Linked DNA regions of Homo sapiens: region 1 is linked to region 2. Evidence: read pairs that join two places in POLR2A ChIA-PET (ENCODE). Cell type or tissue: CD4-positive, alpha-beta T cell. All regions are shown on one strand.

The links. Peaks named below come from ENCODE experiments on the same cell type or tissue, not always from the same donor. Only the 100,000 strongest peaks of a DNase experiment are listed, where the experiment ranks them.
Region 1: POLR2A ChIA-PET joins it to region 2 with 6 read pairs; 3 of 35 experiments call an interaction of 5 or more read pairs at or near these places.

The regions. Positions count from the first base shown.
Region 1 is chr4:40,282,327-40,286,326 of GRCh38, reverse strand. No RefSeq gene overlaps it. Among named protein-coding and RNA genes, the nearest start is that of LINC02265, 23 kb to the left of the region's middle. In CD4-positive, alpha-beta T cell, CTCF peaks have their summits at 1,830 and 2,031; DNase peaks (open chromatin) are centred at 2,126 and 2,726; H3K27ac peaks cover 1,637 bases.
Region 2 is chr4:40,150,849-40,154,848 of GRCh38, reverse strand. It overlaps N4BP2 (NEDD4 binding protein 2), which reads right to left. Exons shown (of 18, transcript NM_018177.6): 17 at 1,946-2,069; 18 at 1-657. The coding sequence ends at 612. Among named protein-coding and RNA genes, the nearest start is that of RHOH, 44 kb to the left of the region's middle. In CD4-positive, alpha-beta T cell, no CTCF peak of the experiment used is centred here; a DNase peak (open chromatin) is centred at 2,008; H3K27ac peaks cover 1,129 bases.

The sequences.
Region 1 (4,000 bases), 130 kb before region 2:
TTAACCAATCCTTCAGCCTCGGCCTCCTGAGTAGCTGAGACTACAGGTGCACACCACCACACCTGGCTGATTTTTTTTTTTTTTTTTTTTTTAGTAGAGATGGGGTTTCACCATGTCGCCCAGGTCAATCTCCTGAGCTCAAGCAATCCTCCCACTTCAGCCTTCCAAAGTGCCAAGAATACAGGCCTGGCCCACATGAACTATTTCAAATCAAATGCACCCACTTCCCCAATTGCTTCCAGAACATGACTGTCCACACAAGATTTTTCCCCCATGCAGAGCAGGGTCTCCAAGGAGGAGAAGCTAAAATCCAAAGCGAGCAGCTAAATGCTGCATAGCCTGAGGGAAGCCACTTAGCCCTCTGTTAAAACCAGCAGAACCATGGCAACCCACTCCCAGAGCCAGGATTGTAAGAGTCCAACAGAGAAAATCAGCCTGAATCAATGCAAGGAGGCGAGGTGTTCCATTCTTTCCAAGGGCAGCCGGCTTGTCCTCCGTCAGCACCCTGAAGGGCTCAAAGCAGCCCCCTCCACAGCCTACCCCTGACCTCTAGGCTTGCTGCCAGCCCGCTGAGGACTCCTCATCCTTCTGTGCACTTGGTCCCCATCCCCTTCCCACCAGAAGGTTCTCTCCTGAAATAGATGAGGGCTAAGACTTTGCAGGGCACAGAATTTTGCTGTGTTCACCTTCCTAAAACAGCCCCAATCCAGCCAGGCAGTGTTTCCTTCCCAGTTTCAGGGAGGTAAGAAAAAGAGGGAGAATCAGGCAGAGGGTGAGGGCTGTGCAGACCTTTTCTCTTTTCCCACTTACTCTGTCTTCTCTTTCTTTTTGCTCCTTTTTTTTTTTTTTTTTTTTTTATCCTGTGAAAGAGAATCTCATTCTGTCGCCCAGGCTGGTGTGCAGTGGCACGATCTCGGCTCACTGCAACCTCCGCCTCCCAGGTTCAAGTGATTCTCCTGCCTCAGACTCCTGAGTAGCTGGGATTACAGGCGCCCACCACCATGCCTGGATAATTTTTTGTATTTTTAGTAGAGGCAGGGTTTCACCATGTTGGGACTGGTCTCGAGCTCCTGACCTCAAGTGGTCTGCCTGCCTCGGCCTCCCAAAGTGCTGGGATTACAGGCATGAGCCACCACACCTGGCCTCTTTTCACCCTTTCTCCAACAACTTGACCTCAGAGCCTTCCCTTCAAGGTCCCTTGGATGATCTCCTTCCAATGGGTGCTTCAGCCTAAAGTATTTGAAATACAGGTTCTTCCCGCTTTGTCCAGGTGTGTGGGGGCAATGTGAGCCCTGCCTCCTCCTGCTGCGTCCAGGATGGGAAAAGGAATCAGCAGTTCTGCGCTCTGGTTTGTTTCAGGCCTTCACCCAATACCCAAAGACGTTGCTGGGCTGTGGGGGGTCATTTCAATGCCCTGGGGGCCAAGTGTTTCCCAGCACCTTGGACCACCTCTTTTAGACCACGTAGTGCATCTTCCTACCTTTTAATTTCACCGTCACCTGCAAGACTGAGGATGCCCCAGAAATGACAGACGGGAACTTTTTACTGAGTCTTCAGCCATGTGCTAAGTGTCTTACACACATTTCCTTGTTTAAACTTCCTGATTATGTTATGAGATGGATACTTGTATTATCCCATTCAATAGAAAACTATTATTTTGCAGGACAGAAAACTAATGTTTAATTTTTCCTAAAGGGATCTTGTTATGTTGTCCAGTTTGGAGTGCAGTGGCTATTCACACGCACAACGATCGTGCGCTACGGCCTTGAACTCCTGGTCTTAAACATCCTCCTGCCTCAGCCTCCTGAGTAGCTGGGACTAGAGAAGCTGATATTTAGGAAGTTTAATAATTTGCCCAAGATCACTTAAGCTTTTACATTCAGGTCATCTAACATCATGCTTTTTACTTCCCTAGATAGGGGTCCATTGGTCAAAGAACGAGTCTAGATCCTTTCCACGGCAATTAGACCAAAGTTTACTTTGGGCCCCAGATTGATTTACCAACCTGAGGTGACGTGGGTACTGTTGTGTCATGGAGACTCTTACGCAGATACGGTAAAATGGTCATAGACTCCTTTGTGAATGGAAAACATGAACTGCCCCTCAGCTTGCTACAGGCGTCCCACGGAAGTGCAGGCTCCACTGACTCATAGGCGTGGCAGACACCTAATGATGGCAGCAGCCTCCTTCTTTGTTGTGGCTTCCCTCTTGAGCTCATCTTGCCAAACTGCAAGAGAGTAATAAAATTCCTTCCATTCAGCCGGGCGTGGTGGCTCATGGCTGTAATCCCAGCACTTTGGGAGGCCAAGGCAGGCAGATCACGAAGTCAAGAGATCGAGACCACCCTGGCCAACATGGAGAAACCCCGTCTCTACTAAAAATACAAAAATTAGCCGGCCATGGTGGCACATGCCTGTAATCCCAGCTATTCAGGAGGCTGAGGCAGGAGAATCACGCTAACCCAGGAGGCTGAGGTTGCAGTGAGCCAAGATCATGCCACTGCACCCCAGCCTGGCAACAGAGCGATACTCCGTCTCAAAAATAAATCCTTCCATTCAACTAAATTCCTACTCATCTCGCCACAGCTCCTCAGGAGGGAGGGAAAACAAAGCAAAGCAAAGGGAGTGAGCGGGGGAGCAGGCTCGCCATAGGTGGGAGGGAGATGGGCTGCACCAACCTGAACAACCTGACACTCTGCCTCTCACAGCTGACGGATGGAAAATATGTGAAGAGGTGGATGACTGCCCTCAAGCTGTGCTCACAACACAACAGACACTGAAGGTTGCCAGGAAAAAAAAACAGACGCTAGGAGATGGAGGCCTCATGTAAAGAAATGGGAGGGGCACTCGTCACGTTTTCATTCCTGGCCTGTCGCTAAGACCCTCAGGACCTAGTTCTCCTCAGCCTGGGCCCTGGCACCATCAGGGCACTTCCTAGCTTCCCTGTCTTGGCATAGTGTTTCCCTTGGGAGGGAAGCAGCCTGAGGGCAGGGTAGCAGCTCTTCATTCCCGTGTGTCCCAGCTCCCACCAGGTGTGCACCCCATATGGCTTAGGACCCTTTAGGGAAATAAACTCATGAAACTCTGAGACCCAGGAGGCAGCCTAAAGAGTCCTTTGAAATCAGACCCGTTTTCTCCTGGGAAACACAAGCCCTTAACCTAACTAAGAAAGTGCAGCGGCGACCAGGCATGGTGGCTCATGCCTGTAATCCCAGCTACTCAGGAGGCTGAGGTGGGAGGATCGCTTGAGGCAAGGAATTCAAGACCAGCCTGGGCAGCATAGTAAGACCCCTATCTCTACATTTTTTTTTAATTAGCCAGGCATGGTGATATGCGCCTATAGTCCCAGCTGCTTGGGAGGCTGAGGTAGGAGGATTGCTTGAGCCCAGGAGTTCAAGCCTGCAGTGAGCTATGATCGTGCTGCTGCACTCCAGCCTCGGCAAGAGAGTGAGACCCTGTCTCAAAAAAAAAAAAAAAAAAAAAGAAAGAAAGAAAGAAAAAAGAAAACAAAAAAAAAGGTGCATGGGACAAGGTGGGGAATGAAGCTACAGTGGGGTAAAGAAGGTGTATGTGTGTGTGTGTGTGTGTGCACATATAGACCCTAATCATAGCACCATTGAGTCCTTTGAGGTAACTGCCCAATAAATAGCATTTCTCTTCCCTACCTGGGTTCTGAACAAGATAAGAAATAGAAGGGAAGAGGTCAGGCTTGGTGGCCCGTGCCTGTAATCGCAGCACTTTGGGAGGCCAATCTGGGTGGATCACCTAAGGTCAAGAGTTTGAGACCAGCCTGGCTAACATGGTGAAATCTGATCTCTACTAAAAATACAAAACTTAGCCAGGTGTGGTAGTGGCCGCTTACTTGGGAGGCTGAGGCAGGAAAATCGCTTGAACCCAGGAGGTGGAGGTTGCAGTGAGCTGAAATTGCACCATTGCACTCCAGCCTAGGCAACAAGAGTGAAACTCCATCTCAAAGAAAGAAAGAAAGAAATAGAAGGGAA
Region 2 (4,000 bases):
CACACAGAAGAACAGAACAAAAGGTAAAAGATCAAGGTCATATACAAAGCAGAAGAAAGGGCAAAAGCATGTCTTCCTTCCTGTAGGATATGGCAAAATAAAAGCATTTTATGTGTTTAGTTTTGAAAATAAAAAATATTCAAGTGTTTTTGTTAGATCTCCTTTTTTTCTTTACTACCACTACTATGTCCTTTTTCCTCTTTTAATACCACCCTTTGGGGGGCATGAATCAGGTCTCAAAGCACTTTAAATACCTCTCACAAAAGACTTTTAGGACATTACTAAATGTCATACAACAATTAATACAAAGGTAACCTTTTCTGAGAAACAATCAGAGCATTTTAAACTTTAAAACTGTAGCTGATAATTTTCTTACATATTTTGTAATCAATAAAATTTCTCTGTAATATCTTTAACAGGTAACATTTGCATTTGATTCAGTAAAAAATCAAACCTCACTTGCATTTTGAAAAACATCATAATTTTTTTGTTTCATAATTGAATATTATTTATAATAAAACACATCTTTAGGGTAGAATTGACTGAATTACTGCAAATAAAAGTAATTTTAACCTACAAACCTTCATACTTCTAATTCAAGGATGTTTATTTTACTTTAGCATGACTTTCAAGCACCCTGGTTTAATTTCAGAGAACCTGCAGAAATGAGAAAAGAGTTATTTTAAAGATGAAAATTTCAAATTAGCTAAGGAATATACCTTGTAATCAATTCCAAGTACCTACGCTTAATATAATATTTACTACCAAAGTATTGACCCTTATTAAGTCAATATCCAAGACCAACATCTAGGTTTGTGTTCCTTTTATCTACGGTCAAAACAAATACAATCTTAAAGCTGGAGGTTGCTCTTGACTTAGTATAACTTAAGATTTGTCAAAACCTGTGAGGCCTGAATTTTACCTTTATGAAAAAGAGTATGCTGTAGGAAGAATAAAGTCCTTGGTGCATCATGAAAGCACCAAGAAGAAATCTCTGATATATCAGGTAAGTCTGATTAATCTGGCCATGCAATGCTTTCAACTCTATCCGGAGAGAATTTAAAGGAAGACTAGTCTCTAAAATAGATAATTAATCTCAACATAATGTTCTGGTCTAACTACTCCTTTTATAAAAATAACCCTGATGTCACCTGTTTTATGCTCATAACTTATGCTATCATTTTCGATAATGTAGCCAAATAACATCTTATTACATGGCATAAAATAAATATGCTACACTGAAATTGGTGGGTAGGAGTTAATGATACACATCTGCAGGAAATCTATCCATCAACAGATATTTCATCTTTGACTTTCTTGTCATTTTCTGTTATTAAATAATTATCACTTAATGAAAAAGAACATTTCATGTTTGTCAACACAGGTCATTAATGGCATTTAACTTATGAAAACACAAATAAATTCATATTAACTGAACATTTCTGCTAAAGTTTAAACGTACCTAAATTATAACTATATTTCAATAGAAGCCACCCAATTCCATCCAAAATCCACAAATACTGATTTCCTTTCAAAAGAATAATAGCAAATCTTAAAGTATGATACATATTACCTAATTATTTTGCATATTATCAAAGAAACAAATATATTTACTTTCTTTTAGAACTTTAAATTTATGATAGAAAGTTTTATCAGATGATTATTGGCAACAAACACATTTTTCCTTATTTCTGGTTTACCAGACAACATAAATCCAGCAGGGAAAGTTATATCATAATTTAAGCATGAATCTGTGGCTGAAATCAGATGATTAAATTTAGTTAACTATTTTAACAGATTGTTCTGAGTACGCTATTAGTGTTTATTTACCTAGCTATATTAGGGCTATTGCTATTATCAATAACAGAAATCTATACTCACAGAAATATCTGATAAAGATCTATATGGGCAGTTGCCATTATTAATAACAGAAATCTACACTCACCTGAAGCTATGGCTTATGAGGTACTTAATGACAGCTGGTTTGATGCGAGCAACTCCTCCCTGGCTGTGGTTTCCTCTCCCCGTAATCACAGACAAATAGGGCTTCCCACCGTTCTGCTTAAATTCTGTTACAACAGAAATCAGGGGAGTTAAAATTCATTTATCTTACATTCTCAATAGAAAACGTAAACCTTAGCTACTCAAGCACATGAAATTGTTTTCATGAGGATTTTGGGGTTTGCCATCTCAAAACTGTAATAGTAAGACAGATTTGCTATCTCAAAAAGCCCCCAAATTAATGTTTTAAGATGTATGTTTTAAAACACATAGCCTCATTGTAATCTATCCATCAAAAGATTTGGTGGGACTTCTTCCTTTATGGGGGAAGAGATTTCTGTGCACTACCAGAAGTTCTCCCTGAAATAATGATAATGGCAATAATACCATTAATGATACCTAACAATTACTATACAAAAGGAGTCAAGTACTGCTTTAAGTGGCTTATATTTATTAACTAAGAATCTTCACAACAACCCTGTTAATTAAATATTCTAAAGCCATCAAGCTTTGTTCTGAATCATAGCTCTGCCACTAAATGACTGTGTGACCATGGACAAGTTACTTAGCTTCTTTTGTGCCTATTTTCTCATCAGGAAAAAGGGATAATGATAGCAACTAGTTTATAGATTATCTTCCAGTAATAGCTATTAGCAAATCCACTAGTCACAGCTGGATTGCAGTCTTACTATTAAAGATAATCAATTGTTAACAAACTTTTCCTGATAGATAGTTCTTAAAACATCAAAGGAGTCTGAGCCTCCTAAAATACTGAAGTTCCATTTTGGAAATGACCTTGTGAAAATCAAGGATATAAATCCTGAAAACTAATAAAAGCTGTAGCAGAATAACAAAAACAACAAAAAAACTATTAATGAGATGAATTAATAAATTTAAAACACACAAAATATAAACATTCCACGGTCTGCTTATTAAATTGTCCTAATACTCCTAATAGAATACAAACAAATGGTTTTTCAAGTATCATATCTCCAAGATGATATTCAGCCTGGAATTTTAAAAGAATATGTTGCTCTTGCATTTCTAATTCCTTGTCTATGATCTCCATCTCTAATCCACATCCATTACTTCAAGCAATATGTTGCTCAAAATTCAACTGAGTGCTAGCTTCACAAAGGTATTCACAGTGCACAAAATTCTAGGTATATAGTGTAAAACCTTTTTACGAACTTTTTACAAAGTTTTTGCACTATATACCTATAATTTTGGGCACTGTTCTTTACATATGTTATATTACGCATAAAAGTTTTACATTGGCCAGGGACAGTGGCTCATGCCTGTAATCTCAGCACTTTGGGAGGCTAAGGAAGGTGGACCACTTGAGCTCAGGAGTTCAAGACCAGCCTGGGCAACACGGCAAAACCCCATCTCTACTGAAAATACAAAAATTAGCAGGGCATGGCGAGGCGCACCTGTAGTCCCAGCTACTTGGGAAGCTGAGGTAGGAGGATGGGTTGCACCTGGGAGGTGGAGGGTGCAGTGAACCAAGGTCACAACCAACTGCCAGCCTGGGCAACAGAGCCAGACTCCCATCTCAAAAAGAAAAAGTTTACTTACAAAAAAAGCCCAACTAAATCTCTAATCATAACTCACACTCTTCACTATGGCTCCCCTTATCACTTAGGTCAGTCATTTATACGATTATCACCTGCTAATAGTTCACTTATTGCTCTGAAAATATTCTCTAGTTGATTCACATGCCTCAAGTAAGAGTTCAAAGGATGTTTGTTGCATGAAGTAATGTATATGTTTCGTTTCCCAAATACAGGCTGTTCTTGCTGTTTAACGCCTTAGAAAGGACTGTTTAACTCATTTTTCAGCACACTCCAGATACTTCAACTGCAAATATTTCAGTACATACCTCATAAAAGATAAGGACTCCTTTAAAAAGCATAACTACAATGGCACCATCATATCTTATAAAATTAATAAAAGTCCCTTAATATCATTAGTTTCCAAAATTTCCCCCAATTATCTC